Linked DNA regions of Homo sapiens: regions 1 and 2 are each linked to region 3. A link is a loop called in an ENCODE intact Hi-C map of the cell type or tissue named here. Cell type or tissue: ascending aorta. All regions are shown on one strand. Links, peaks and the distances in the headings refer to the core of each region. The heading gives the core; the rest is flanking DNA.

Region 1 (10,663 bases), core at 1,417-9,416, 260 kb before region 3:
ACCAGTCTGAAGGTAGAACTTTGCCATCAGCCTATAGGATAACGCCTGTGCTTCTGTTCACTGATAAGGTGCATACAGCCACGTCCTCCAAATGTGGCATAAGATCATTAGAGTTAAAAAAAAAAAAAAGGAAACAAAGGAGATACAAATTATGTCCCTGTTTCCGCTAGATACTACTTTATCTGTAACAAAATATCCAAAAAGTGTGTGATAACTACTAATATTACTCATACAGTTTAGAAATTCATGTATTTTGAATACCAAATCTGCACAACTAAAGAAATTATTGTCTACCAAAGTGAGGCAAGACAGGTGTCATGTATACAGTTTAAAAGTTTTCATGTTATGTTGGGTATTATTATGGGATAGTGTTGCACCTTGATTAATCTCTGAGTCAACACAAATTTATCATTGGTTTACCTTTGTAAAAAAAATATATATATTTCTTACTACTAGGAAATACGAGAGGAAAAACAAAACATTACAGGGTGGTTGCTGGGTGCAGTAATCACACCTGTAATCCCAGCACTTTGGGAGGCTGAGACAGGCAGATCACCTGAGGTCAGGAATTTGAGACCAGCCTGGCCAACATGGTGAAACCCCATCTCCACTAAAAATATAAAAATTAGCTGGGCATGGTGGCGTGCACCTGTAATCCCAGCTACTCAGAGGCTGAGGCAAGATAATCGCTTGAACACAGGAGGCAGAGGTTGCAGTGAGCTGAGATCGCGCCATTGCACTCTACCCTGGGAGATAAGTGTGAGACTGGGTCTCGGGAAAAAAAAAAAAGGCCGGGCACAGTGGCTCACGCCTGTAATCCCAGCACTTTGGGCGGGCAGATCACGAGGTTAAGAGATCAAGACTATCCTGGCCAACATGGTGAAACCCCGTCCCTACTAAAAATACAAAAAATTAGCTGGGTGTGGTGGCGCGTGCCTATAGTCCCAGCTACTCGGGAGGCTGAGGCAGGAGAATCGCTTGAACGCAGGAGGTGGAGGTTGCAGTTCGCCGAGATCATGCCACTGCACTCCAGCCTAGGAGACGAGAGCGAGACTCTGTCCAAAAAAAAAAAAAAAAATTACAGGTAGGTAATAAAAACATTTTTATTTATTAATAAGTTTTCACTATATGCAAGATTCGTAAAGTCTTATGTTTGCATAATTAATTTAAGTCTTTTATGTATTCTCTTTAGCTCTATACCCAGTAACAGCAACTATATATATAGCACCACATGAAAAAAATACATAAACTGAACAATTCTTATTCTTGCTGCGATTGATAAGCATCTCATTAACAAGATTGTGCCTGTGCTTTCTGGTGCTTAAATGAAGACCTGTTAAAACGTAAGATAATCCTTGCAAGCCATCCACTAGAAACAAAAATTATGGCTACATTTTCATTTTACTTTTTTAATTCTGAAAACCAAACACTTCGTGCAGAATTGAGAAGTGGGGATTTCCAGCATGAGGTGCACACTATCCATGTAGAAGAGTTTTCATATCAATCTATGATTCCTGAATAGGTATAATGTGCTCTTTTTTTCCCCCAGAGAAAATAAAGAAGTTCATTGTCAGTTGATTACTTTTTAAAAATGGAAAACATTTAGCTTTAATAAATATTAAAGCTAATATTTTTAAATATTGTTTAAAAATATTTTAATTTTGAAAATTGTTTAAAATATATTTTTACATTTGTTACATATAACTAAATTTTATTGTATATGTGCTTATAAGTGTGTGTGTGTGTGTGTGTGTGTGTGTGTGTGTGTTGAGACAGAGTCACCTTCTGTTACCCAGGCTGGAGTGCAGTGGCGCAATCTCGGCTCACTGCAACCTCCGCCCTCCTGGGTGCAAGCAATTTTTGTGCCTCAGTCTTCTGAGTAGCTGGGATTACAGGTGTGCACTACCACGCCCGGCTAATTTTTGTATTTTTAGTAGAGACGGGGTTTCACCATATTGGCCAGGCTGGTCTCCAACTCCTGACCCACGTGATCCACCCACCTTGGCCTCCGTGCTGGGGTTACAGGCGTGGGCCACCACACCCCGCCAAATGTCGGTTTTTAAAATCACAAACAACATTGAAACTAGTTTTTGCAAATGAGAGCAATCACCTTAGCTATGTGTTTATTCTTCAGTGAATATAGAAAAACAGTATTTGAGATCAATTACTTCCATGTTTCTCATGATAATGCTCTATGTATAGGAAAGATAACATCCTCAAGCCTATTTTCTTGGATTTTATTATTGTATTGTATTATACATTAATATTTATAAAATATTGGAATTATTTGAGTGATAGTTCTGTAGAGATATCTTTAAGAGTAATTTAATTTTAAAAAATTTTAAATTATTAGTAGATTTAATGTGTTAACATAGGCATTCTGCTGTTCAAAAGTGCTTCCAAAATCAGCACACTCACCTCTGGGGCTTTCCAAGCAGAAGTTTTAAGTCCCCTACTCTTCTTAGAAAATAGAAGGGGGTAATGTTGGAAGTGTGCCAGGAGTAAGCCTTGGTATTTTTCATGAAGTGCCACGGTGAAAGTACCTTCTCCCACAAGTCAGTTCCTTTTAGCAAAATAATAATCTCATCTAGCTTTCCTAACCGTGCTTTTCCCAGAAAGCCTGTCTCCTCATTGAAGATGGCGACACACTAGATAATTCAGTATTATTTTGTCTGTGCTTGTGACCATTCCTGTACTTACTTCATTTAGAGTTTTAACATCTATTTACCAAGTTTACACAACTGCCAGTTAAAAATGCAAAAGTGCATTTTCCTCAATGTAAATAGTTTAGAAACATCAAAAATAAAAGTGTGAGTTTCTCCTTTTCCTTCTGCCGCTCACCTGATGTTAAAAATGTGGTGCTTAGTGAAGCAGGACTCCCACCCCCGAGTCAGAGAACCAGGATTGGAATCACAGCTCTGCCACTGATTGGCAAGTGACTCCAGGTAAGTTTTTAATCTCACCGTACCTCAGTATCCTCATTTGTAAAATGGAAGTAGTAATTGTACTCTTTACACGCCTGTTGTGAGGATTAAATGGATTTTTAAGTGTGACTATGCTATTAGTGTTTCCTATTATCCTTTCTAGAAACTTTCTTTGCTTATATAGATAAAATCATGTTTACGGTTCTTTAGAAACATGGGATGATATTGCTCTGTAACTTACTTCTTTTACTTCATAATCATGAACATCTTTCCAAAACTACATAATATTCTTAAGTAGCTGCATTATATTCAAAACTGTGATAGGCAATAATACTTTCCACCATTTGTATATTAACAGCTATTCACATTTTTTCTTTTTGTGGTTTTATAAAAATGCTATACTAAACATCCTTTTGTCTCTTTCTTTATGTATTGATATGTTTGATTCCCAGATACAGAATTGCTTCATCAAATGATATTTGCAATTTTTAATTTTTAAAATCAACACTGCCAGATCACTTTCTAAAAAGCACAAAAGCAACTCAGCAGTGCACCAATTAGGCTGTACAGTAGGGAGTTAAAAAGCCAGCCAAGTAGTATGACTATGGTAGCACAAAGGGAGGGAGGGAGAAAGTGGCAGAATTTTATCTGAAGGTAGACTGTGATAAATTATGGATGTGCATTGTAAACCCAGAGCTGCCACCAAAATAATAAAACAAGGATGCATATAAAACAAACTAACATGAAGAGAAAACAGAATCCTAAAAATGCTCAAACCAAAAGAAAGTAGGAAAAGAGGAAAAAAAGGAACAAATAGAAAAACGGATGGAAAAAATAGAAAAATAGCACAATGGTAGACTTAAACTTCACCATATCTATAATCGCATTACATGTGAACAATCTAAACACTCCAATCAAAAGGCAGAGATTGTCAAAATGGGTAAAATGGGAAAAAAGAGCCAAATGTAATGCTGTCACTTTAAATGATATAGATAAATTAAAAGTAAAAAGATAGATTGAGATAGATCATCTAAATGCTATTCATAAGAAAGGTGAAATGGCTATATAATTAATATCAAAGTGGACATGAGAATTTGATTTTACCACCAATCAAGGAAGACATATAATAATGATAAACGTCTCAATTCATCAGGAAGACATAATAATTCTAAATGTTTATACCTCTAAGTAGAGCTTCAAGAATATGAAAAAACTGACAGAAATAAAAGGAAAAATAGACAAATACAGTTATTGTTGGAAATTTCCACACTTTTTCTCAGAACAAGTAACGGAAAATCAGTATGGATATTTCAGCCTATTTGACCTGATTGACACTCATAATGTACTTTACTGACAACAGCAAAATACATAGCTTTTTCAAGTGCACATGGAATTTTGACCAAGATATGCCATGTGCTGGGCTAAAAGTAAGGCAAGTGAATAGTTCTGGCAATCCAGGAATTCAAAACAGGTTATATTCTATTGGCATGGGACAAGTATCTTCATATAAACAGTTACCTTATGATATGGTTTGGCTCTGTCCCCACCCCAAATCTCATCTTCAATTCCCACGTGTTGTGGCAGGGACCTGGTGGGAGGTAATTGAATCATGGCTGCAGGTCTTTCCCGTGCTGTTCTTGTGAAGTGAGTAAGTCTCATGAGATCTGATGGTTTTAAAAATGGGAGTTTCCTTGCACAAGCTCTCTCTTTGCCTGCTGCCATCCAGGAAAGATGTGACTTGCTCCTCCTTGCCTTTCACCATGATTGTGAGACCTCCCCAGCCACATGGAACTGTAAGTCCGTTAAACCTCTTTCTTTTGTAAATTGCCCTGTCTTTATCAGCAGCATGAAAACGGACTAATACATGATACAAAGGAGGGATTATACGTATGGATCCAACATCGACCTAGAATGTGAGGAAAGACACAATCCTAAGCAAGTAATGACAAACAAAAACAACAGGATGCTATTGAGATGGAGCAGGAACCCATCTTAGGAGCCTGTGGAGCACCCCTAAGCATGGAAATAAAGGAAAATCTTGAGTTCCTTCAAGGGAAATTCCAGGTACCTAGCTAGCCCTAAGAAGTAAATAAGTAACTTGATAAGCAAGAAGGTAATTATAGCTTAAAACAATAACCAAGGAAGTTAGATTCCCTATAGAAACGAAAGATAACATCTTAACATATGTCCCTGAATTGTTTCTCAGAAACCCAGACCCCCAACAAAACAGATCCACTGGCATGCAGACCTCAGACAAGGGGGAAATGAGGACGGAACTGACCACCATTCTTTCTTCTAAATTTCTTCCTGAAGGGCAAGGAGGAAGTCACACCCACGAGCCAGAGCTAACATTCATTTTTGCTGACCCCAAATTTTTAACAAAGCTTCTCTTCCTTCACTGATGGCAAGTCAGAAAATCTTTGAATGTATAACCTATAAGCACCCTCACTTTAAAGATTTTCAAGATATCCCAGCTTGTTAGACCAAACCAATGTGCAACCTCCGTGTATTATGATTTTGCCTGTAACTTCTGCTTTCTTGAAATTAACCCTGCGTTTAAAAATCCTTACTTGCAAGCCAACTGAAGGTCAGGATTTAAGCAAGAGCTGCCCCATTCTCCTTGCCTGGAGCTCTGCAGATAAGCGCCCTCTTTTCTCCCAGTGCAAACCTTAGTGCGGATGGCTTGGCCTTACTGCACCAGAAGAACGGACCTCAGTTTTTAGGTAACACTGTGCCCCAGACATCTGGCCACTTTATGTCTGAAAGGGCCAATGTGGTGATGGGGGCTGGGGGACGCCTCAAGGCTGGCGGAGCCTGGTGCCTTTCTAGAATTTGGTGGGTGCAGGACGGGTGAGGGGCGGAGGCAGAGGATCAGGAGAAGAAAAAGAGATAGTGGCTGCTGGCCCCAACATTTTGAAGCAAAGAACAAGAGGAGTATTTTACGAAGATTGGCGGATGGTGTATTGTGTTGATGCCTTAACTGCAGTCGACGAAATCTCCAGGAAGGATCCTCCTCCCGTTCATTCTCGACGGTGGCGCATCCACTTTCGGAAGGCCGGGCCTCGAAGGGTGGGCGCGCGGGGCAGGAGCAGGACCACCCCGATGCCCCCATTCCTTCCCGGGAGGCGGGGCCCACAGGCCTGGGGTGCGGCAAGGCAGGAGCCAGTGCCGTGAAGGGCAACCCAGGGCTGGTCTCCCGCCAACCTGTCTGCAGCCCGAGCACCTGGGCCAGGGGCGGAGACCGGACCAAGGAGGCACCGGGCGCGGCGAACACCCCCGGGGCCCCTCCCCGAGCGGGGCCCCGCGTCCCACCGCAAACCAGGGGAGCTTGGGCACCACCTGGCTGGCACCGCCGGGCCCGGCCGGAGGGGGGCGCAGGAGGGCGGCGCGGGGGCAGGTGCGGGGCGGGGCACGGGGGCGGGACCACACAGGGCCGCGGCAGCCGCGCCCGCTGGGCCACAGAGGCCGCTGAGGCCGCGGCGCCCGCCAGCCTGTCCCGCGCCATGGCCCCGCGCGCCCGGCGGCGCCGCCCGCTGTTCGCGCTGCTGCTGCTCTGCGCGCTGCTCGCCCGGCTGCAGGTAAGGAGCGCCCGCGCCTGCCGGGCCGCGCGGCCCGACGCCTCCTCGGGAGCCCCGGGAAGGGCCGGGGCCGGCGGCATCCTGGCTCCTCCGCCTTCCGAGAGGAGCCGGAGTTTTGGGGAGCGGAGGCCGTGGGAAGCTGGGGAGGCGCTTCCAGAGTTGGACGGCGGAGGGCGGGAAAGGGCAAGCGGAGGGAAACTGGGGCGCAGAAGGAGCAGGTTGGCGGGACCGCAACACCCGAAACGGGCTCTTCCAAAAGCCCCTCTTAGCCGCAGGCTTTGATGCTGTCATTTTCTCCAAATGCTTCTTGAGCACCTACTAAGCGCTTGCGCCGGGCGGTGCCGCGGGAGACAGCGCCGTGGGCACCTCACTTGCGGCAGATAACCGTTCCCGATACGATTTCTCCCGGGTGGCCTCCGTCCCAAATTTCCACCCGGAAAGAGACATGATTCCCTCCGTCCCTGAACTGCGGGCTTGCCTTTGCCTCCCCTGAGCCCCTTCGGGGACACCCCTGCCAGCTCGCCTGGAGGCCCCGCACGGCGGGGAGAGACTGCGCGCGCGCCCCGGGGATGCTGGACTTGACCCTCGCAGACCCGAGTGGCTTCCCGGTCCTCTCGGAACAGGTTTCTCAGTACAGTTAGCAAGCGAATGCAGCCAGGCACGGACTTTCTGCCTCGTGGAGGAGGGCCGCAGAGGGAAGCACACCCAGCACAACAAACGCTTTAAAAATCGTTGATACGAACTTGAAAGCTCTCACAGGGAAGGGCGAGTGGTGGTTTTCTTGGTTTCGGCTGGGTCAGATTTCCCCTCTGTTAACACTAGGTTAGGCTGCTGCCGTCCCTCCGCAGCCGGGCACGGAACCCGGAGAGGCGTGGGGAGGGACGCATGGAGAATCGTGTTTGGGTGAGAAGAGAGGGGAAAAGCCTTGACAGAAATAATGTGGGTGCACTGAAGGCTGAAGCAAAAGATTCTAGGGAAGATTCATTCCCAATTGTATGGGTCTGTCAGTATGGTTGAGGGAAACGAAGGCGGAAAAGTCTAAAGGATTTTTTCATTTTAAGCACTTCAGGTGTTGCTTAATTAAGTGTTCAACAGGTTGAACGGGGTGCTACCTTATTTGAACCAAAGGACCAGGGTTTCAGCGAACAGCTAGCCACCTAAGAAAAACCTGCCTGACCACGCAGTTGCAAAATTATCTCTCACTGCTGTCGCAAAATGACATATTCATATGTGCATAAAAGGCGTTCGGTTCTAATATGAACAACAAATGCTATCAAAATAAGTTTATTTTTCAGGGAGACCTTTCAACAAATGCTGTTTCCCGTCTTTTTGCCTTTAAGCCCCTTTCATTATGCATGTTTAAAAATGTAAACTTTTGCATTGGTCATTTCCAATTCTAGGGGAGCGAACCTTCTAGGAACCTTATGAATTCCTTGGCTGGGCCACGAATTCAATTGATATAAGACAGACTAACAGGAGAAAAACTGTACTTAATTACATACATAGGCACAGGACTCCTACAAAATAAGAGACTTGAGGAAGGGTCAGATGATTGAAGCTCATTATAGCATCCATAGGGGCTTCTGCAGGGTGCTGCAAAACAGATTTTGGGGCGGGTTTGGGGAGGAAGCATATGGTGAGTAAAGGACATCTTGTCAGGCACATAAAAGATTCTCAGGCAATAAAAATGGTCTCTGACCAGCCCTTCGGAGAATAGGTGAGAGCCTGTGTGGGCTGGTGTCAACCTCCTGTCTCCTCTCCTGTAATCGGAGTTAATCTTCTCTGGGTGAGAATCTTCTCTGGGTGAGAAGATTCCCACGGCGGAGATTTGAGACATTTGAGTTCGTTTTGGAGGATCTTTCTTTGGGCAGAGTTCAGAGAAACCTCTGCCCGTGGCCACTACCACCTGCCCTGAGTTCAAAATAATCAGCACACCATAGTGGCATATTTTGGGGTGGCATTTCCTGAACTCTTTCACAATCAAGTGACATTGGAATGCTTTTCTGCTTATTTTACTTGGTGCCCAACCTTCCCAGTAGAAATGCATTTTCTCTCAAAGGTGAGACTAGATGCAGCCTTAAAATAATATTTCCTAGAGATACTGTGGTTATCTAGGAAAAAGCTCTCTCTGTATTCAATGACTGCTTGTTTGGCCAGCCTATTCCATTAGCTCAAAATTTAGGAATGGCATTGACAGTTCATTGAAGATGTTAATGATCAAACACCAGGCAAGACTTCAGGAACTGCCTAGTGGGTAAATTGGTTTTGCAAAATAGTTGGCATAAATGGCTTCCAGAAAGTGCCTTATCTGTAGGGATCGTATTTAGTTTCATTTTTATTATATTAAATAGGTTCAAACTTACCTGAAAGGCTATAAGTTTTGCCCTTTAAAACATTTCTATGATTATATCTCTGCCTGCTTGTATTTGTGAGGGAATTCATTTTCAGATAGAATAAAACTATTTGCCTACAGATAAAAACATTTTGAATTTTTATGTAGCTAGTCCTGCTGTTTATTCCAGGTAACAAAATATAGATGCACACTGTTTTCATTAAGGTAATGGATTGTACACGGTCATGTTTATCTGGGGTTATAAGATGCAAGAGCAGGTGCGTGCATACGCAGGACAACAGACATTGGTGGTGTCAAACACTGTGCTAATGAGGAATAAGGGGAAGGCGCATGGGTCACAGTCTAGTGGAGAGCGCCAGATGGGAAAAGCTGTGATGATAAGAGAGCAGCAAATGATAAGAAAAGTACAGAGGGTGGCAGAGGAAGGGAGAGAGGGAGGAGGGGAGGGAGAGAGGGAGGGAGGACCGCTGGAGGAATCCCTAAGGACTTCGGGATGAAGGGGTTTCCCAAGTGGTCTTGGAAAGATGTGTGGGAAACCAGAGGTCAGGGAAGAAATGATTCTAGGAGGTGGGAAGAAAGCTCCCTATGTTGGGAGGATGGTGTGAATGCTTTAGACCTAAAAGAATCTTACAGAAAGAAAGAAAAAAAAAAACAACCATATATTTTTATGACCTTGCAGATAGCACAAATCACCTAATTCAGGAAACCCCCACCAAACAAATTGGGCATTGAACTTTTATAGTTTTGAGGTAACTCTTGGATGGCCCTTACTGAGGTGGTAAAGTCGACTAATCAGAAGCAGGCCACAGGGCCCTGGAGCGCCCATGGGGAGACCCCTCCGAAGAAATCCCCCAGGGTGTGACTCTGGGTCATAGGGTGGGTGGGTGCTCTGTGCCACCTTTCCTCCTGCCCCCCATCCCATCCGAGAGGGGAGACATGGATATATGCAGTCATGCCTTGTTTGGGGAGCACAGACACAGATCTGTGGGCTTACAGTTCATTTTGCTGAGAAATATTTCAAATGCCTCCCCTGTTATTTCCTTTCTACCACTTCCCCCTAAAATGGCAAACCTGTAATAGGAACATACTCCCTGTGTTGATAAGGAAATAGCTTGCTTTTTCAGTTATCTACCAGAACTTCTTACATCAGGAAAACTGAAACAATAAAAATGTGCCTTTGGAGGTCAATAAATCAGTGTTTTATGAGGACATGAAAAGGGGAGTTCCAAAGCAGGGCCTCCTCTGCAAAGAGTGTTGTTTTAAGAAGGGGTAGTGTGGACTTCATCTGCCATGTCAATATTAAAATTTCCCCCATTGTATTTTCCTATTTTTGAAGTTCATGGAAAAAAAAATAGTGTTTTTCCCACATGCTGTATCCAGTGGTCTCTAGGAATGTTGTCTAGGCCATTTTTTGGTTTGTTTTTTGTTTTTTTGGCTGATGTGAGTCTGCAGCCCATCCTGATGGTACGCAACTGTCCAGGTGGTTCACTCCCTAGGGCATCTGCCCCCTGGCCAGGTGGCCCATGGCCTGACTGCTGTCTCCTCACAGCATCCTGGCCTTAGTCCACAGGGAAGCACACCTGCCTCTGAGCACACAGGCTGCTGACTCCAGCTCAGTGCACCCCAGGACTGGCATGGGTAGGATTCTGCCCAGCAGGTGATTTTTCCTCTGAGTACCCTTTCATTCTCTGCCCGGATTGTGGGACGGCCTTTCTGTGTATTTCCCTCTAGTTGCAGTGTGGGGCTTTCTATGGTGTCCACTGCTGGAAACACAGTTTAAGTTCAGCTCACCCTTTGTGCCCCAAAAC
Region 2 (10,663 bases), core at 1,314-9,313, 400 kb after region 3:
ACAGATTATGTCAGTAGAATCAAGGCAGTTTAAGGTTGTGCTTGAAGCCCATCTTACTAATTTTACTAATAGGAATGCTTACCTGCTTATAAGTGTGGTGTGGCAAAGTTGTGTGAGAAGCTGGGAAAGACATCCCTAGGACAAGTAAACACCTTGCCAAATCCCAAATAAAGGGAAGTGGTAGGACTGGAAAGGAAATGGATATTCTGTGGAAGAAACACTTTGTCATCCCAGACAGGGATTTGTCATAATGAAGCCTTTCCTGGAAAGAAGTGTTAAAACTAGGGCATGTAGAGGTATGTCATGGACCTGAGAATCTCAAAATTTGAAGAATAAAGAACCAAGCAGGTACACGTGGCAAAAAAAAAAAAAAAAAAAAAAAAACCCAGGTCTTTTTATTGGCAAGTGGTCTGGCACTTTGGTAATTGATTTAAATAGCATGCACACAGCTGAACTAAAGCCAGCAGATCTTGCCTTCTCCATTGGTCAACAGGAAATCAAGTTCAAGGAAGTTGTAAGAATTGGCATTTCTTCTTTAGCATCTGTTCTCCTGACATGAGCATTCTTACCCACCTAGTCAAACCAAGGTTTTCTCCACCGCTTAAGTACTTTCAAGTCCTCTCTGGACCTTTAGACACTACTGCCTCTTGTGATCATGGAGAGCAATGGAAGATTTAGGAGCATTGTCTTGATATATGCCTGCGTCATGTGTCTTTGCTCAGGACTGGCTTCTATCAGAAAGTCTCTTGCTACCTCAGAGTCTTCCTACACCCAGCCCGTCTGAGGGCCGATCCTTGATCACCATGTTCACCAAGGGAGGGAAGATGTAAACCCATGTTTACAGGAGGAGCTAGCCAGCTATGCTTGCTGTGTAAGGCTAGATGATGGCTTGCTTTAGATAAACAGCAGGACTTGTGACCTAGTGTGAATGGGGTCCCAGTAACACACATAACCGAAATCTTTTCCTTTTGTCCCTACTGCTCCTTACCTGCCCAGGCCTACTACCTGGGGTTTCTGATGACAGGTGCACATTAACTACTCACTACAGAGTGAGCCCTTCTTTCCTCTGTGGGCCACACAGCACTTCTCTGTGGTCCTACAGTCGAGACAGTCGAGGGACCCGCAGGGAACCTGCACAGTTGCCGCAGGTGCTCTGTATTAACTGTCTGTCTGCAAACCCTTGTTCTTCCAGGATGGCAAGGTGAACGGAGTGACTGAGTCCACGCGCATCCTGGGCTACACCTTCCTCCATCCCAGTGTGGTGCCTCGCCCCCACGTGCAGTCCGTGCTCCTGACTCCCCAGGATGAGTTCTTCATCCTAGGCAGTAAGGGGTTGTGGGACAGCCTGTCCGTCGAGGAGGCCGTGGAAGCCGTGCGCAACGTGCCCGATGCCCTGGCTGCTGCCAAGAAGCTGTGTACCCTGGCCCAGAGCTACGGCTGCCACGACAGCATCAGCGCTGTGGTGGTGCAGCTCAGTGTCACTGAGGACAGCTTCTGCTGCTGCGAGCTCAGCGCCGGTGGGGCTGTGCCACCACCCAGTCCTGGCATCTTTCCTCCCTCAGTGAACATGGTGATCAAGGATCGGCCCTCAGATGGGCTGGGCGTGCCGTCCTCCAGCAGCGGCATGGCTTCCGAGATTAGCAGTGAGCTCTCCACTTCTGAGATGAGCAGCGAGGTGGGGTCAACAGCCTCCGATGAGCCCCCGCCCGGAGCCCTAAGCGAGAACAGCCCTGCCTACCCCAGTGAGCAGCGCTGCATGCTCCACCCCATCTGTCTGTCCAACTCCTTCCAGCGCCAGCTATCCAGCGCCACGTTCTCTAGCGCCTTCTCCGACAACGGCCTTGACAGTGACGATGAGGAGCCCATCGAGGGCGTCTTCACCAACGGCAGCCGGGTGGAGGTGGAGGTGGACATCCACTGCAGCCGGGCCAAGGAGAAGGAGAAACAGCAGCACCTGCTTCAGGTGCCAGCAGAGGCCAGTGATGAGGGCATTGTCATCAGCGCCAACGAGGATGAGCCAGGTCTGCCCAGGAAGGCAGACTTCTCTGCCGTTGGGACCATTGGGCGCCGGAGGGCCAATGGCTCTGTTGCGCCCCAGGAAAGGAGCCACAATGTGATAGAGGTGGCTACAGACGCACCTCTTCGAAAGCCTGGAGGCTATTTTGCTGCCCCGGCTCAGCCGGATCCTGATGATCAGTTTATCATACCCCCGGAGCTGGAAGAGGAGGTCAAAGAAATCATGAAGCATCACCAGGAGCAACAGCAGCAGCAGCAGCCGCCACCACCCCCTCAGCTCCAGCCGCAGCTGCCGCGGCACTACCAGCTGGACCAGCTGCCAGATTATTACGACACGCCACTATGACCCAGCCGAGCTGTTTAACAAATAAACTAACCACAAAAGACTGAGTTGCAAGAGTCTCCCAGGCTCACATTAAACCAGGGGTTTTACTCCACATCCTTCCCCCAGACACTGTTCCCAACCTGTCATCGCAGCTAATCTGTAGGTTCTCTTTCTTTGGGTTATTTTTTTAAGTAATCACCACTTTCTTCTAGTGATGCTTTACCAATATGATTTACATTTGTTAACTTCTCCCCCTAACATATCAGATATGTAAAGACAAAGAACAAAAGGTTTAATATATTACAGAGAAACAGTTAATGATAATGTAATATTTTTTAAAATGGCTTTTTGTTGTTTGTTTGGAAGGCAGGGCAGGCTGCCGTTGCTAAATGATTTAATAATATTGTAATTCTGTATTTCTTTGGGGGGAAAAGGCTTTTGTTTTGTTTTGTTTTGTTTTGTTTTGTTTTTGTCTTGAAAATAATAGACATTTGTAGAATATGGAGACTAACTCCTAGGAGTTGCTTTACTCTGTCAGGTGACTTAAGTCACTGGGATTCACTAATTTTCTCTGAGAGAACAGCTGATTGAGAATTTCCATTGTAAATAGCTCAGTGTTGTATAGTGAGGCTTACGATGTTTTGTAGTCTTGGCGTAAGGACACAGCCCAAGTAACTGACGTTTCCCCTCCCCCTCCCCTCTGAGGAGCCTGCCTGCCTCACAACTCACCCTCACTTCACTGAATGAGGAGGCTGAGCAGCTGCAGTGTTTCTGTCCGGAGGAAATGGATCTTAGGCCACTGGACAAGAACCTGCACCCAAGGGCCCTGAACCCATTTTCCTCCCCTGTCCCAGCCTTCCCACTTTGACAGACACTTTTAACTGTGTTCCTTACTGCTGCCACAATCAGCATGGTTGTATAGTGCCCCATTAGGCCATTTACATACCCAGAGTTATACTCAAGCAGAATGCACAAATGGACATGTCATAATTTTTGTTACAATAAATATGAAATTTACAAGTATTTACAAGTATCTGCTTTTGTCTCAGCAGCCAGATGTTTCTTGGAGACAGTCACACTAGCTTGCGTTTAGAAAGAATGGATGGAATATTGGGGTTATCAGATATTTCTGATTTTTTTTTTAAGAGAAAAACATCCAGTAAGTTAACCTACATTGAATGAAATGTGAAATTAACCAAATGGTAAGCAGTATAATTAGCTGATCTTACAGCTTTTCTTTTCTTTTCTTTTCTTTTTTTTTTTTTTTTGAAATGGAGTCTCGCTCTGTCTCCCAGGCTGGAGTGCAGTGGTGTGTTCTCTGCCCACTGCAACCTCCGCCTCCCGGGTTCAAGTGATTCTCCTGCCTCAGCCTCTGAATAGCTGGCATTACAGGCACCCGCCACCATGCCCAGCCAATTTTTGTATTTTTAGTAAAGATGGGGTTTCACCATGTTGGCCAGGCTGGTCTCATACTCCTAACCTCAAGTGATCTGCCCACCTCAGCCTCCCAAAGTGCTAGGATTACAGGTGTGAGCCACTGTGCCAGGCCTGATCTTACAGCTTTTCTATTTCTTCTTATGACTTAGGGTAAGATGTTTGGGTACTTCTTAGGGAAGATGTGAGAAGGGGGATAGACAGAGGTTGCATAGATAGGGGAGATCCCTGGACAACTTTACTCTCACGAAGCGAAGTTTTCAGTTTTCCTGGGGGGCCTGTAGCTCACATAAGCAGGTTAACCTGCCTCTTACTTGGACAGGGTCAATCAAGCTGGTTGGCTTGCCTTCCACCACCAGCAGGAATCGTGTAGGTGCAGCGGTGTGTACTTAAGAAAGCCAGTATTCCCAGCTACTAGTCAACTGCATTTACAGACAGGGACCTCCGCCTTCACCTCGCCCCCACCCTACACGTGTGAACCTTGTGTGGAAGATACTGTTGGTCTTCATCTCACATGGACCACCTTCCTATGTAGACCTGGCTTCCTTCTTTAGGTCTGCCCTTGGGTGGGACCTGGCTAATTCAGTGACAGGGCAGTTCTTATTTCTTAACTAGTAGACTTGGTGGTGGGCTCTGTGTCCCCCTCTAGGAGGCCGCTGGGTGGACTTTGTTTTCGTAATGGCCGTACTTCATTTCCACATCAGGCTACTTGCACACAGTGCTCTTTGGAAACCACTAAAGCCATGGAAGAGAATTGCCTCATCTCGGCCCAGTGAGAGACCCAGGGACCAAGGAAGCTGACTCCCCAGTACAGGCGGAGCGCTCTGGCTGAGACTGGAAGCTAAACCACCTTGGGACCCCTGCCCCGGTTCCACTTCCCAGCCCCTTACCTTGTCCCTCGGGCTGCCCCACTGGGTTGAAGCAGATGTGGACAACTCCAAGCTCTCACACCGACGCCTTAGTTCCTGCAGGTCTGGGCTGCTTCTCTGACTTCCTCAGTTCTTAAACCCCCTCTGGGCAGGGTTCACCTGTCCCCGGGGGTGGAGCACACCCCGGCCTTGTATGTGGATCTCTTCCACCGCAGCTCACTTCCAGAGTGGTCAGAACTGGCTGAGCGTGGTCCACGGAGGCAGCAATCGCTTCCAGATTCTAAAATGGGCCCCACAGCAACTCTGTGCCAGGGGCAGCCACTGGGCCCCACAAGCTCTGATGCAGGGACACCTCATTTCCTAACTTCTGTGTCTGCTGCAGGAGAAAGGGGTATGAGACTTGGAATTGCTTTTTTCCTGAGTCCTCCAGTTTATTTGTGCTTGCTGCTGGGTTTATTGTCTCTTTTCGGTCCCATTGTGCACATACTACATGTAAGGCACCTTGGAGTGAGACTGCCCTTTGGAGGCTTGGGGTAAGTAGGGCATTTAGATGAAAAGGTAATTCAGTCAAGCACATGTTGAGTGACCAAAGTGGCATAGACTTAGCTGATAGGTCTCCATGCGGTTGCATAGGAGCTGCCTCAGTTATTTCTGAGGAGTTTCTTTGCATTTCTGTTTATCCAGATAGCATCTAATAGTATATGTAGAGCTGCTTATACAACTGAAAGTGCTTTCTGAATATTAAAGTGCTTAATATTTGAAGATCCCTGAAGCCACAGTGTCTGCAGGGTAAGTATTAGGGAGAAGGGCATTCCCGCCTGCTCTATTCCCTGCTTCCTGCTGGAAATCCAGATAATTGGGAAAGGGCTTTGAGGGGAGAGAAAGGAAGAAATGAAACGGGAAGCGGAGAGCTGTGGTGAGCCTTGCTAGGAGAAGAACCCCTGATCGAGGACCCTAGAAACTGTTTGGTGTTGGATCCAGCGCATGCTGCCCGCCCTGTGCTGCCCTCAAGCTTCCTGCCCTTCGCTCCTGCTCCCGAGCACTGGCTTTGATGAGAGGTAGCAGAGCCGATCTCTGGGACCCAGAAACCCCACCTGCCTGCCTTGGTTTCTCTTGATTGCTTTTGTCACAGCACCACCTGCTGGTAAGCTTAGACTTTGGGTGGAAATGGGCTTCACTCTTTATCCTTCCTTCACTTTCCCAGAAGAAACAAAGTGTTTAAGTTTCTTATCACTGTATTTTCGTAAACACATGATAGCAAACTCCTATACCACTGTCAAGTATAGCCGAGAAGCTGTGTTTCCGCTTTGTAAGACAGTAGAAGTGATGACAGCTGGTTCCTGTGATGAGCCTGATTTTCCATGGGAAATTGACATGCAGAAATATTAAGATGGATAACCAGAATCATATAGTTTTGCTGGGAGAGAAGTCTGTCTTCAATGTCCATCTAATTCCCAATTCCCCTTTCCATGGTTAAAAAAAGCAAAACACAAAGCATCTGTTAACATGTTCTGGACCTTATAGGATAACACCTGAGAGTCCCCTCACCACTGGCACTGCAGGGGAGAGAAGAAGAATTCCATTTGATCATGTGAACATTCATCAAAGGGTATTTTGAGTTCATCCCTGACATGTTATCACAAGATAGAATTTCAGGCCGGGCACGGGGGCTCATGCCTATAATCCCAGCACTTAGGGAGGCCAAGGCGGGTGGATCACTTGAGGTCAGGAGTTCGAGACCAGCCTGGCCAACATACTGAAATCTCGTCTCTACTAAAAATACAAAAATTAGCCAGGTGTAGTGGTGCATGCCTGTAATCCCAGCTACTCGGGAGGCTGAGGCAGGAGAATCGCTTGAACACAGGAGTCGGAGGTTACAATGAGCCGAGATTACGCCACTGCATTCCAGCCTGGAATGCAGAGACTGGAACAGCCTGGCGACAGAGACTCTGTCTCAAAAAAAATTTTTTTTTCTTTTATTATCATACTTTAAGTTCTAGGGTACATGTGCACAACGTGCAGGTTTGTTACATATATATACATGTGCCATGTTGGTGTGCTGCACCCATTAACTCGTCATTTACATTAGGTATATCTCCTAATGCTATCCCTCCCCGCTCCCCCACGCCACAACAGGCCCCGGTGTGTGATGTTCCCCACCCTATGTCCAAGTGTTCTTATTGTTCAATTCCCACCTATGAGTGAGAACATGCGGTGTTTGGTTTTCTGGCCTTGTGATAGTTTGCTGAGAATGATGATTTCTAGCTTCATCCATGTCCCTGCAAAGGACATGAACTCATCCTAAAAAAAGATAGAATTTCTATAAAGTGTGGGTTTCTGGTATCTGCCTTACCTACCTCTCCAGCAATCAAATTAGGTCATGTATTTGCAGTAATTTAAATACTAAAGCCTTATGTAAGTGTAAATATTGTCATTGTTACAAATGAAGGAACTAAGGGGCGTCTGAAAGAAAATAATGAGGAATGCAGCAAAAGCACCTTTTTAAGCCAGGTATGGTACTGTGGGCCTGAAGTTAGTCCCAGCAACTTGGGAGGCTGAGGCTAGAGGATCACTTGAGCCAACGAGTTCAAGGCCAGCCTGGGCAACACAGCAAGCCCCTGACTCTTAAAAAAAAAAAAAAAAGAAAGAAAAAAGTACCTTTTTGAAAATGGGAAACTCTTAAGTCACTTATTACAATTGTTATAGAAGGAAAAGCACTGGTAATGATGGAGAAAATGGGCTTCTCTCATTTGTTGCCATTTCATTTTTCTTTCATTGCATCCCCCTAACTCACACTGTGCAAACTAGTCTATGGAAACTCTTATCTCACTATTGTCATTTATCTGTCATGAACTGATTCTTATTGCTATGTATTTGAAAGACGGCTCTAAGGTGGTTTTTTTTTTCCCCTAAGCCTCACCCCACTCAGCACCAAAATTACAACAAAGTTCCAACTTAGTACGGCGAGTCTATTGCCCTGCTCACTAAGTGAATGTAGGAATTACATCTAGCAGACAAAGCTTTGGGCTGGTGATGGAAAGCACACCCCACCGCTCACACCCTCCTGCTTCACTGTGTGCATTCATTCAACGTGTTTAGGAAACACCAGTAAAGAGCTGGCTACTTTGCATGGCTCTGCCTCACCAGCACGGGGCCCTGAGAAAATGGCTTGGTGTGGAGGTGGCTGTGCTAACCTCATGAGGGTGTGAGCCAGCCTGACGATGGCCTACGGGCCCACATGAATGGCAGAAGCCAGTGTGGAGGCCCCATATATTGTCCTGTTCCTTCTGGAAGACTAAGGTTGAACACTGCCGAGGAAATTGGCAGATGGGTCCTCAAGGCAGCCGTCCATTTTCTGGGGTGTGTGGTAGAAAGCTGGAGGCTATGCTGTCCCCAGCCCTGATGTGAGTACCCATAAACAATCATGGCATTTCTCCAGCTTCGGTTCATGAGTCCCTTCATTTTATGCCCAATCAGAAACACAGTGTTCTTCTATCCTGTGCAGAGGGGGAAGCAACAGAACACTTGGAGAATTTTCTTCCATCTGCTCATGACTGGAATTGCTCTCATTGTCATTCCTCCGCTTTTCTAAGGACAGGGAAGGAAAACTGCCTTCACTGAAATCACAGGTACTTTCTAGTCATTCAGTTTCTTAGGTCTTATTCCATTCTGGTAAGCTGGCACTTTCCCCTAATTACCAATCTTACCTATTGAGAGAAAGTTGAAATGGCAACAAAGATGGTTTTCCCAAATGCTACACCTCCAGATGTTGACTTTTCTTGAACTCATAAATAAGTGATTTGCTCTTCTGAATTTTCAAGAAAACTGCTCCACAATTAACATTCAAAGTTTCTTAAACTAGTTTTCACTTAATAGAAATTGCCTTGTAAGCCACGAATAAATCAAGCACACAAAATAAATGTATTTTATTTGCCTTATGATCTGTAATACTGTAATGCTGTAATACACCTCCTCCTAGAGCATTTCAGATGGTTAAAAATAGCTTATTTAAATGTGTCACATCCATATACACCATGGAATACTATGCAGCCATAAAAAATGATGAGTTCATGTCCTTTGTAGGGACATGGATGAAATTGGAAATCATCATTCTCAGCAAACTATCGCAAGGACAAAAAACCAAACACCGCGTATTCTCACTCATCGGTGGGAATTGAACAATGAGAACACATGGACACAGGAAGGGGAACATCACACTCTGGGGACTGTTGTGGGGTGGGGGGAGGGGGGAGGGATAGCATTAGGAGATATACCTAATGCTAAATGACGAGTTGATGGGTGCAGCACACCAGCATGGCACATGTCTACATATGTAACTAACCTGCACATTGTGCACATGTACCCTAAAACTTAAAGTATAATAATAAAAGAAGAAAAAATAAATAAATGTGTCATATCACTGCACACCCTGCAAACAACAAGCCATACTTCTTCCTTATGAACAGCAATATGCTGAAACCACCATCTCTCACAAGTTAAGCCCATTAGGATTTTTTTCCCAAAAACTTCAGCAGACATGTGTTACAGTGTCACCTGTGTGTGTCGTTTGCATATAAGGACATAAAGTTTTGTGAGTCCTCCAGTTTTCAAATTTAAATTTTGTTATATTCCTTAGATTCTGGTGTGTTGGGTGTGTATTCTGTCACTATTCCTGGGACATTTCCTGAAGGACGATGGGGCGTGGGGGGAGAGAAAGGACAATGGATGGACATGGCCAAGAACAGCAGTTTGACCAGAGAGGGCTGTTTCCTTTCCATTCTGTTTTAGTCTCAGCTGTCTTAGCGTCACACAGCAGACACCATCTCAAGAGTTGACCTCAGACCCGTTTCTAGGCAGAATATCCACTGTGCTGTTTTGCTGAGTTGGTGTTGTGTTTGTTCCTGCTGGTGCTCCAAAGATAAAGGCTCCTTGGTGCCCCTTCCTAAACTGGTGAGCACCTCCATGCATAAGTGGAGCACTCACCCTGGGCAGAGTGCAGTGGGAGAGGCTCCCAGAGATGGACAATAAAACCACAGTTTAAAAGATGACAATGTGCTGGGGAGACTTAGAACCAACAAACACAGTGGAGTGACAGAGTGGGCTGGGGAGGGCCAAGCCCCACACATAACTGCTAATGGCCAACCCTGAGCTCCAAAGGGCCTCTAAACCCCAGCCCTGCAGTGTGACCCCTGAGAACCGGCTCAGTGGGAAGTTCTTACTGTCCAGCAGTGACCTCCAGGCTCTCCCATCTGCTGGCCTTATGAAGGATAATACTTCCCATCACCAGTGAACGAAGAGGGGCAAATGTCCACATCCCGCAAGCTGCTCCTCCCTGCCACCCAAACAGGCTCGTTCTTAGATGGAGTGCCCTTAGCCATTGCGCTGCAATGCCCAGGAGGCTCCGCAGAAGTTGAACCCCCTCCACATGCGCTGAGTGCAGACGACACAGGAGCAGATAAGAGCGGCCCTGTGCTGCACTGACACTCACTAAGACTCAAACTTGGAGCGCTGAGGGGGAGCAGGGCCAATGCTGCTGTGTGCTGTGCACCGTCAACACCATGGCAACCATTTCCCAGCTGCTTTTCTTGAATGAGCAGGTTTGATTTTGATCAACTTTCAGTCGTACGCGCATGGGGAAGGTGGATACTGCCGGCCATCCCTCGTTCCCATCCAGCACGCTTGCCTCACAGCTGCCTCTGCTGCAGGAACCCTTATCCTGCTCTGTGCACCCCCCTTTCTAGCACCCTGAGGACAGGCCACATGCCCATTAGCAATGAGGGTAGAAGGCCCTGGCATCTTGAGTGAAGATGGGAGGGAGGACACCTGGGGCTCAGCAAGCCCCGCCGTGAGTCTGAGTGGCCTCCGCTTTAGCCATGCTTTTGCTAGAAGCAGCCTGAGGGTCTCAAGGGGCTTATCCTTGACACGGGCCCAACCCTCTGCCCTCTTCTTCTGCCTAGGGCCATGGAGGTGGGTGCTGTCCACAGATTTCCAGCCTCAGTCCCCACTGAGTCCCAGGGCT
Region 3 (10,663 bases), core at 1,791-9,790:
GACATCAAGTGATCTGCCTGCCTCTGCCTCCCAAAGTGGTGGGATTACAGGCATGAGCCTCCATGCCCGGCCTCCCAAGTAACTTTATATAGAGGTAATCTGCGTGACCACTAGAGAAAGGGGGACTGCACTCCGTGAGTTTTGAGTACTCGGCTGCGTGCCAAACACTATGGTAGCAATGAGGCAGAGTCCTTGTCAACCTTGAGCTCGTATTTCCAGTTTAGGCCTTTAGCCACTAAAAGTGTAAAGGACTCATTACTTTATCAACTTTGTTAGTGTGATTTTATTAGCCAGGCCCCTCTCTCAGTATAATGTGTACTATTTTTTATTTCATTGCTTATCTTGGCTGTAATCCAGGCTCAAAGTTTTTAAACGGTTGGTAATTTATAAGAGACGGTTGGGGGCCTGTGTGTGTTGCTCCACGCCGCCCTTGACGCAGTCCTGGTGGCCAGCACCGTCCTGGGCCTTGGCTCTTTGTCAGGAGCCATCTAATGACTGTGCCCTCTGGATCCGGTTGGGTGGGCAGTGAGTTTGAAATGATTATAAATTCCCTGATTGTTTACAGGGCACCAACTTTCGTTTTCAGCCAACAAATAATGCACCTATAGGTAACGTGTAAATCATGAACCCAGATTCACATTAACTAGCATGTCCCATATCCTTAGCTATCCCTCCCTCCCCTTCCCCCACTACACTAAGGTAACCACTGCTTTAGATTGTGTTAGTCTTTTCTTTTTTTTTTGTGAGACATGCTTTAGCTCTTGCTGCCCAGGCTGGAGTGCAATGGTGCAATCTCGACTCACTGGAACCTCCACCTCCCGGGTTCAAGTGATTCTCCTGCCTCAGCCTCTCAAGTAGCTGGGATTACAGGCGTCTACCACCACGCCCAGCCAATTTTTTTTTTTTGGTACTTTTAGTAGAGAAGGGGTTTCACTGTGTTGGCCAGGCTGGTCTCGAACTCCTGACCTCAGGTGATCCACCCGCCTTGGCCTCCCAAAGTGCTGAGATTACAGGCGTTAGCCACTGCGCCCGGCCTTCTGTTACTCTTTTACTTGTTTATTTCCCCACACACTGCTCCTAAATATACCGTTTCTTTTTGTTTTTCTTGAGCTTTATAAGGGTATCCTTTTGTGCCTAGCTTTCTGTGCCTGGCTCTGTTCATCTGATTTTATGGTCTTGATGTTGTGTTCTTATATTTATTCATTTTCCCTACCTTATGATAGTCTCATTGTGGGGAAGAATATAGATAATTTCTCCATTCTGTCAATGGACATCTGGGTGGTTTTAATTTTTTTTCTGTTACAAACAAGTCTGCTGGGAACATTGTTGTCCCTGGTTCGTGTGTACACGAGTCCTCTAGGGCGGCAAGCTGGGAGTGCAGCGGCTGGGTTGTAGGACATGCAAGTATTCAGTTTGCCAAGATTTGCAGTATTGTTTTCCAAGTGATTTACACTCACACCAGCAATGTAGTAGAGAATCCTGAATGGGTATCTAGACCCCCCTCCCGAGATGGTGTCACAGTGCTGTGGAAGGCCAGGTGGACCCCTCCCGAGACGGTGTCACAGTGCTGTGGAAGGCCAGGTGGACCCCTCCCGAGACGGTGTCACAGCGCTGTGGAAGGCCAGGTGGACCCCTCCCGAGACGGTGTCACAGTGCTGTGGAAGGCCAGGTGGACCCCTCCCGAGACGGTGTCACAGCGCTGTGGAAGGCCAGGTGGACCCCTCCCGAGATGGTGTCACAGCGCTGTGGAAGGCCAGGTGGACCCCTCCCGAGACGGTGTCACAGTGCTGTGGAAGGCCAGGTGGACCCCTCCCGAGACGGTGTCACAGCGCTGTGGAAGGCCAGGTGGACCCCTCCCGAGATGGTGTCACAGCGCTGTGGAAGGCCAGGTGGACCCCTCCCGAGACGGTGTCACAGTGCTGTGGAAGGCGAGGTGGACCCCTCCCGAGATGGTGTCACAGTGCTGTGGAAGGCGAGGTGGACCCCTCCCGAGATGGTGTCACAGTGCTGTGGAAGGCGAGGTGGACCCCTCCCGAGACGGTGTCACAGCGCTGTGGAAGGCCAGGTGGACCCCTCCCGAGACGGTGTCACAGTGCTGTGGAAGGCCAGGTGGACCCCTCCCGAGACGGTGTCACAGCGCTGTGGAAGGCCAGGTGGACCCCTCCCGAGATGGTGTCACAGCGCTGTGGAAGGCCAGGTGGACCCCTCCCGAGACGGTGTCACAGCGCTGTGGAAGGCCAGGTGGACCCCTCCCGAGACGGTGTCACAGTGCTGTGGAAGGCCAGGTGGACCCCTCCCGAGACGGTGTCACAGCGCTGTGGAAGGCCAGGTGGACCCCTCCCGAGATGGTGTCACAGCGCTGTGGAAGGCCAGGTGGACCCCTCCCGAGACGGTGTCACAGTGCTGTGGAAGGCGAGGTGGACCCCTCCCGAGATGGTGTCACAGTGCTGTGGAAGGCGAGGTGGACCCCTCCTGAGATGGTGTCACAGTGCTGTGGAAGGCGAGGTGGACCCCTCCCGAGATGGTGTCACAGCGCTGTGGAAGGCCAGGTGGACCCCTCCCGAGATGGTGTCACAGCGCTGTGGAAGGCCAGGTGGACCCCTCCCGAGATGGTGTCACAGCGCTGTGGAAGGCCAGGTGGACCCCTCCCGAGATGGTGTCACAGTGCTGTGGAAGGCGAGGTGGACCCCTCCCGAGATGGTGTCACAGCGCTGTGGAAGGCCAGGTGGACCCCTCCCGAGATGGTGTCACAGCGCTGTGGAAGGCCAGGTGGACCCCTCCCGAGATGGTGTCACAGCGCTGTGGAAGGCGAGGTGGACCCCTCCCGAGATGGTGTCACAGTGCTGTGGAAGGCCAGGTGGACCCCTCCCGAGATGGTGTCACAGTGCTGTGGAAGGCCAGGTGGGGGAATGCATGTGCAGCCTAGGTCTTTGCATCTAGAAAGAGCCCCAGAGTGGAGAGTCACCTTGGGGAAGGGGACGCAGGCTGGGCAGGAACAAAAACAGCAGTGTGTGGTTGGGGACGTGGGGGAAGGAGATACAGCCATAGTAAAGGGAAAATTATAAAAGAGTTTCAAGATTTGTGGGTACAGTAGATAAAATGGGATCAGACTGGAGAATTTGGAGTTGGTTGAATGAAAAATGGGAAGTTTCCAAGTTTTGAATAGAGGGAAAACACATTGACAGTGGTATTTGAGGAAATCCTCAGGTGGTTAAGGAAAGAGAGCCTGGAGGTTGAAAGACGGGTTAGGCATGGCCAGGAGGGCCGAGACTAAGGTGTTGGCCGTGGGAAGGTCCATTTAGAAAGGGATGGAAGAGACAGGTAGAAGGAACCTTGATGCTCTGAACTTTATTTTCCCTAGATGTAAAATGAGAATTGCTCTTTTAAATTATGGTTCAGTGGCCGGGCACAGTGGCTCACTCCTGTAATCACAACACTTTGGGAGGCCAAGGCGGGTGGATTACTTGAGGTCAGAAGTTTGAGACCAGCGTGACCAACATGGTGAAACCCCGAATCTACCAAAAACACAAAAACTTAGCCGGGCATGGTGGTGTGTGCCTGTAATCCCAGCTACTCAGGAGGCTGAGGTAGGAGAACCGCTTGAACCTGGGAGGCGGAGGTTGCAGTGAGTTGCAGTCACACCACTGCACTACAGCCTGGGTGACAGTGAGACTTCATCTCAAATAAATAAATAATGGCTCTGAAGGTTAAATAATCTATGGGAAAGGTCCAACATAATGAAATAGCACTGAGAAGCCACTCAAATTCTAGTTGAATTCAATTTTGATGAACAGGGAGATTGTAATACTATTTTAAGAGACAGGGCCAGGCACAGTGGCTCACACCTGTAATCCCAACACTTTGGGAGGCCAAGGCCTTGGGCAGATCACTTGAGCCCAAGAATTCAAGACCAGCCTGGGCAACATGACGAAACCCCATCTCTACAAAAAATACAAAAATTAGCTGGTCCTGGTGGTCTATGCCTGTAGTCCCAGCTACTCAGGAGGCTGAGGCAGGAAGATCGCTTGAGCCCAGCAGGCAGAGGCTTCAGTGAGCCCAGATCATGCCACTGCACTCCAGCCTAGGTGACAGAGTGAGACCGTGTCTTTTTTTTTTAATAAAAGGGAAGATGTGGACGAGAACAGGTTTGGGTAGGAGTGATGGCAGTGATTCTTTGGATGGTGAGGAACCTAGCAAACATAGCTCTTCATTAGACTAAGATTAGTTAATTTTGCTCTATGCACTGATGAACGATATAGAAGCTATTCCTTACCCTCGCAGATTAAACCTAGTTGGAAAGCTTGCCAGTTAATGGTATGTATGGACTGTACAGACATGCCGAGTCATAACGGTCATGATTATTCAGTACCAAAGTAAAAGTTTATGGCAAGGCAAATCTACATTTAATTTTTTATGTAAGCACTAAGAATCAAATTTTTCTGAAAAGGTTCCAAAGAGATGAGAAAGCACGGTGTAAAATACCTGTTTTCTTAACAGCACCTAGTACTTAACAGCACCATCCATTTGAGCTTGGAAGACATCTTTTTCACTTCTCCATACTGATTGCAAAAGCATTCTAAGGTTAAGGCAGTGAAACCATATGGAGGCAAGCTGTGACAATAGTTCCACCCCATGACACTCCCATAATCTTAAAAGAATAAAAAAATACTGACCCCCCCCTCCACCCAACCCCACCCCACCAAGAGGGAGGGCTCATTGATTTCCAGAGCAGTGAGTTTCGAGGTGTGAGATATGAAGAAATGGGGTCCCTGCCTGGAAACGTAGTCACGACATCTCTACATCTTCTTCTCTTTAGGGGAGGAGACCAGCTGTTAAAGGATGAGGGGCTCTGGGGTCCCAGGGCTGAGAGGCAGGTGTCAGCTCGGGGTGGAGGGAATGTTTTAACTGGAGTGCCCTCGCCCCTTCAGATGACCCTGTGCAGAGAGAGGACAGGCCAGGGCGGACAACCTTGTCTTTCCCTGGATGCTCATTAACGTATTGGCTTGCTCAGGTTGGATTCCTAGGGTCAGAATAACATCATATTTGATGTTACCGCTGCTTACAGATACAGCTGTTGTGCTTGTCCATGCAAAATTTCCCTAATTCCTAAACGCTGTCCTCTGTTGAAAAATGTAAGCCCCCTGAATTGGAACATGGGTACACATCACCTGAGTTCTGTGTGTGTATGCAAATGTTTATCAATTGTGGAAGCTTTGGAATTGGGGGTGGTTTGGGGCTTCCTCTTGTCTGTTCTGTAATGGGGGCACATCACACGTGTGGGGACCGGAGACCCTTCACGCAGTCACCTCCGCCTGCAGAGAATGCGGGCCTTGGTCACCAGAAGCTCTCAATCCCATGATCCGGTTTTGCTCTCTGAAATTTGGCGGTGGGAGTTGTGGTGAGGTGGGGGGTTGGGTGGTTCTTCATTGTTTTTCTTTTTCCTCTTGCAGTTCCAATTTGAGCCGCTGTGAAAAAGGCCTCCACCAGCCTCTCACCAGAAGAGATTGCTCATTGGAACGCAATGCCACCTGGTGGGGGACGAGGACAGTGCGAGCAAGCAGATGTTATTTCCTACTGACCTAATTTAGAGAACATTAAACGTAAGAGAGGGAACATTTGGGGTTGGAAGCCTGTGCCCAAAACCTTAAAGAGTGCAGGCAGCTGGCCATAAAAGCAGCTTGAGCAAACCCCTCATTCAGCCGTTGAAATGTGTGTGTGAACACTTTAAAGGTTTCCTCTGTGCTTTTCCTGCGTGCATTTGGTCATCACAGCTGTGAAGTGGGGTGGGAATGTTTCCCCTCGTTTTCTAGGAGAGAAATTTTGGGTTCAGTGAGACGAAGTGCTGCAGACAGGCCCATGGTGATGCTCAGGCCTCTGCTTGAAGTTGGTGCTCACTTCCTGGCACCACTTCCTGCCCCCACCAGTGCTTCTGGCAGAGCCCAGGGCAGTGGCTTTATGGAACTGTGTAAGGTGATAGGAACCCACAGGTGGAATGGCCGTGTGGCCTCTGGACTGAGGAGGGCTGGACCAGGTTGTGGGCACGCCTGGAACACACGCCACATCCTATCCCATAGCGAGGCCTCTTCCTTGTGGCTCTCGAAGGATTTGAGGACGCGGGAGGGTGAAATGTTTCCAGAGAAATATCCAGGACTTTTAGAACTAGGCTTTCAAAAGCATTTACCTGTCAGATAAATTCAAGTGGCATCAATGCAGATTTTAAATGTGTACAGATATCTCCACTCGCACGCTGAGTTGTGCTTCACACAAGTTTTGCGCACGGAGTATTCCATTAAATCTACTGAAGCAGTGGGGCAAGGAGAAAGGAGAGGTGACTGCTGATGTTTTTAAAGCTCTGACAGTCACATATAGATTGTCCCAGGTACCCCTGCTGCCCCCAAGACACTCCAAAGGCAAAGATGGATGGTGACAAAGTAACCTTCATGCAGAAACAAGAACAGTCACCCCCAACAACAAGCCCTGCTGAAGGTGAAGAATGCCACCAGGCTGCCTGGCAGTTACTGAGTGCTTATTCCTGCTAGCCTATTGGAGTCACGTCATATTTGTTACATGGTAACTTAATTGTGCCTTCCACGCCTTCACAAAATCAGTTGTACAAGAGAAGGCACCCACCACAGTCCATGTGACCTTTCTCGGTCTGATTTACATAGTGGGGATGATGACACTCGCGTTGTAGAGTAGTTGCACGATTAAACCTGGCACACAGACATAAAGCACTCAATGTCTGACACATAGTGGACTCTCAAGAAGTTTGTCATGCAGGGGACACTTGAATGCCCAGTATGGGCCAGACAGCATCAGCTCATTTCAGTCCCACAGCCCTGTGAGGGAGGAACTCTGCCCTGTTTTACAGTTAGGGAAATTGAGGCACAAAGGCTAAGAAGTCGATATCCAAGGGCACAGAATGATTGGGTGACGGTGAGCCCAGGCAGTGTGACAACAAGGTTGCTGCCCCACGCCACCTCTGTCTTTCGTGGGTATGTCGGTGTGAGGTGTAGGCAGCCCTGCACTGGCATTCAGCAGGCGGGACTCCCGGGCAGGCTCTTCTGCGAACACTCATGGGCCACCAGCCCTTTCTGGAACTTGCCTTTTTTTTTTTTTTTTACCTGAAAGCTACGTGAATCGTTGGTAAATTGGTGTAAAAATGGAACTGAGTCATCTCAAAAGTTCCTTTCAGTTCTAAAATTCTGTGAATTGAAGCCTACTTTTTCACTTTAAATGATTTATTGGGTTTACAGTTCTTTACGCTTTCTGATTGAACTGATTTGAAGTTCTTATTTCGTGTGTTGGGGAACACACCCCCAACCCGTCACAGCGTGGCCGTGGGTGGGAGATGGACGTTAGGCTGGCCAGTCACTAGGGGGCAGCATCAGCACGGGTCTGGCTGTCCCTGGCCTTAGGGAGCAGTTTCTGCCCCTCCTGCCCCGTCAGAAAGTCTCGGACTCCTCTCTGCTTGCATGTGTAAAGTTTTCATTTTCAGGGGCCTTTTAGTCAAAAAAAATAAAGCTGTATGACTTAGTGCTGAAGGATATGAATTAGGCGTAGCTCTTGGGTTGGCAGCATAAACCAAGGGGCATCAACCCACCACCGACAAGCTAAGAATGGTTTTTACATCTTTAAATGGTTGAAAAAGGAAAAAGAATGTTTAGTGACACGTGAAAAATACATGAAATTCAAACTTCAGTGTCTACAAATAAAGTGCATTAGCACACGGTCGTCTTGCTTCTCTATGTGTTGTCTGTGGGTGCTTTGTCTTATCCCAGCAAAGTGGAATAACTGGGATGGAGACGCTATGGCCCTCGAAGCCTAAAATATTTACCGTCTGTCCCTTACAGGAAAAGCTTGCCATAATCAGCCTCATCTGAAGAAAGATGCACTTCGCATTATCTTGAAGGTCCTGATTTTCTGGGAGGAGGGACTCGTGCCCTCCTTTTCGGGCTCTGCTTTCTTGGCACAGTCAGTAGTTTCTGGCGCTTAAGAAGGCACAGACGCTAAGTGGGTGCAGTGAGCCCAGGCAGTGCGCGGCACTGAGCGGTTAGGAAGTTGCTGGTTCTTATGCACAGTCATTCAGCAAACCTTGGCTGGGAGCTCAGCCTAGCGAGGGGCATCCTAGCACCAAAGATCAGAAAGAATGGGGAGGGGAATGAGGGAAGGACTTTCAAAGGGCGTGTTTTAGTTGAGCCAAGAAGGAAGAAGTGAGCTTTTCCTTAGTGAAGAGGTGAGAGATGGCAAAGGAAACAGCATCGCCCAAGGTGCTTCTGGGAAGAGTAGCTAATGGAGAGTGCGCTGGGTGGGGGAATGAAAGACTCCAGGTCCTGCTGCAGGAGCTGGGAGGCGGGGTGGTCCAGAGACAGGCAGGGGCAGGCAGGGGCTGCAGGCACCTGCTTCACCGCGGGAGGGAGCCAGGAGAAGTGGGTCCCAGAGGAAAATCTTCCTGTACACGGGCTGCATTAGTGGTACCTGAGGGCATCTGGAAGACCGTGGTTCTCCTTGCAACAGTCACCTAATGGCCTTCAGTGAAAAGACAGACTCCTTGACTCTCTCTTTCCCCAAACACATTCCTACAGAGTGGAAGTTTCCAGAGAAAACAGCCATCAAAGAAGGTTGAGAGTGAGAATTAAGAGACACTGGAGAAGATCAAGAGAATGTGCCCTGAAGACAACAACAAAAATCAATAAAAGATTTCAAGAATGAAATGGCTGTTGTGGTCACGTGCAGTAGAGATAAGGAATTATTCCTCGGGGTCACTGAAGCTAAGAAGACGGGTGCTGGGGGATGGGGGCAGCAGGGGAGGGGATGAGGGCAGGGCTGGAGGAAGACGCCTAGGCAGATGGGAGCTGTGAAGGTGGAGTTGCCCGTTGTACTTGGGGCAGGCGGAGGGTGGCCTGATGGTGTCCTTTATCCCGGTGACATGGGGGAGGCAGGCACTGAGGAGAGGGACCAACGTCTGGAACTGCTGCTTGGATCAGGGAGCCGAGGGGCACTGAGTAAAACTCCCAGCATCCCTGAGGGTCCACTGAGATTGAAACCATGGATTTGAGGTGTGGCCAATCACACAACACAGCTTAGAAATCATTTCTTTCTAATGATGTAGGAAGCCGAGGCAAGAGAAGGGTTAGGTTGATTTGGGATGGAGATGTGCGGGTTCCATACAAAGATTTTGTGTTGAGTTCACTGCCCTTGCTAATTCAATTACCCCTTTTGGGCTTTCACTTCTCCTATCACTCTCCCTGCAAACCCATTCCTATCTCTGCTACAAGTTGAATGCCTTGTTAGGGGTGCTGCCTCCAGCTCCCAGGGTTGCAAGTCTGCGCCCTGCATGCCTGTTCCCTGCAGCCACACTGGGCCCATCCCAAGGGTCCTGCTGCCTCCAGGCTTCTTGGGCCTTCACTTTTTCCAAGCTCTTGTTTTGGTGCCAGCTTCTATGTCACTGTTCCCAGACTAAGTGGGGAAGGGACTTGCCCCAGGAGTCCCAAATCTTGTCCGCAAGTCACTAATCTCTGGTAACTTACATCAATCAAACCAGAGACTGAAAAGAGTTCCCTGGGCGGGTCAGGAAAGTGGTTTTTCTACCTAGACAGTGTGTGTGCATCAGGCAGCAAGCTGAAGTTACACATCAGCAGCAAAGGCTTACCAGAAAACTCCGTTTGGACTTAATTTAGATTGTGCAAATACGAAAAGGTGAGTGGCTGAAATGTGCCTTTTACTAATGGTAGGGGTGAAGGGAGGGAGGACAGTTTGCTAAACATAGAAACATGATTTCTGGGGAAATGTTTAAACCGTTAGGACAAGGCTTATGCCTATAATCACTGGGCGGCTGAGCTGGGGGGATGGCTTGAGGCCAGGAGTTCAAGACCAGCCCAGGCGACATCACAAGACCCCCTTCTCTACCAAAAAATAAAAGCCAGGTGTGGTGCATGCCTGTGGTCCCAACTATTCAGGAGGCTGAGGCGGGAGGATTGCTTGAGCCCAGGAGTTCGAGGCTTCTGTGAGCTATGATCACACCACAGCATTCCACAGCCACAGCGAGACCCTGTCTTAAAAAGCAAACTGCTAAGACAAGTGACCTCCAAGCATTTCACAAGGATCTATTAAATAACAGATAAGTAATATTACAATTCCACTCTAGTTAACCTCTGTCTAGTTGCTAAATTTCTGAACAGAAGTATAGAGGTTATTGGCGTAGACTCAGTTTGAATCCGAAGACGACTATTTACATGCTGGGGCCACAGAGCAATGTCCTTCCCCTCTGAGCCTCAGTTCTTTTACCTGTAAATAAAAATCACAGTAGTGTCCACCCCACAGGTGTGTGCAAGGGTTAGATCATCTAAACGTGGTGTCTGGCATACAGGGAGCGCTAACACAGTCTTCTGTTTTCTCTTAAAATGTTTACTTATTCGAAACCTGCCTTCCTATTTTAGGGCTTATCAAAGTTAGAAATGCCTCCCTTCTTGGGTTAGACTGTGCCTTGTTCTTTCCTGTTAGCTGTTTTTATTTTACATACTCGTAATCGTCCTATACAATCATTCTGTATCTTATTTTTTATTAATACGAGGGATGAGCCAACATTGATACTTTGTTGCTAACCAAAGTCTATAGTTATATTAGGATTCACTCTTGTTCCGTTCTGTGGGTTTTGACAAAG

Evidence for each region. Hi-C counts contacts between places; a loop is a spot of excess contacts. Peaks named below come from ENCODE experiments on the same cell type or tissue, not always from the same donor. Only the 100,000 strongest peaks of a DNase experiment are listed, where the experiment ranks them.
Region 1: a loop joins it to region 3, with 6 times the contacts of the local background. A loop is called at or near these places in 28 of 110 quality-filtered maps.
Region 2: a loop joins it to region 3, with 4 times the contacts of the local background. A loop is called at or near these places in 95 of 110 quality-filtered maps.

What each region holds. Positions count from the first base shown.
Region 1 is chr18:62,318,926-62,329,588 of GRCh38, forward strand. TNFRSF11A (TNF receptor superfamily member 11a) reads left to right here and starts at 6,385. Exons shown (of 10, transcript NM_003839.4): 1 at 6,385-6,502. The coding sequence starts at 6,428. RefSeq lists silencers at 6,017-6,226, 6,277-6,476. In ascending aorta, for the core only: a CTCF peak has its summit at 6,239; a DNase peak (open chromatin) is centred at 7,037; H3K4me3 peaks cover 2,397 bases; H3K27me3 peaks cover 3,038 bases.
Region 2 is chr18:62,977,070-62,987,732 of GRCh38, forward strand. It overlaps PHLPP1 (PH domain and leucine rich repeat protein phosphatase 1), which reads left to right. Exons shown (of 17, transcript NM_194449.4): 17 at 1,193-3,364. The coding sequence ends at 2,362. Among named protein-coding and RNA genes, the nearest start is that of PHLPP1, 270 kb to the left of the region's middle. In ascending aorta, for the core only: a CTCF peak has its summit at 5,786 (motif pointing left); a DNase peak (open chromatin) is centred at 5,752; H3K4me3 peaks cover 522 bases.
Region 3 is chr18:62,578,996-62,589,658 of GRCh38, forward strand. It overlaps a transcript of ZCCHC2 not described here. Among named protein-coding and RNA genes, the nearest start is that of ZCCHC2, 61 kb to the left of the region's middle. RefSeq lists enhancers at 5,205-5,264, 7,130-7,309, 7,181-7,475. In ascending aorta, for the core only: CTCF peaks have their summits at 5,517 (motif pointing left) and 7,355 (motif pointing right); DNase peaks (open chromatin) are centred at 5,526 and 7,384; H3K4me3 peaks cover 297 bases; H3K27ac peaks cover 576 bases.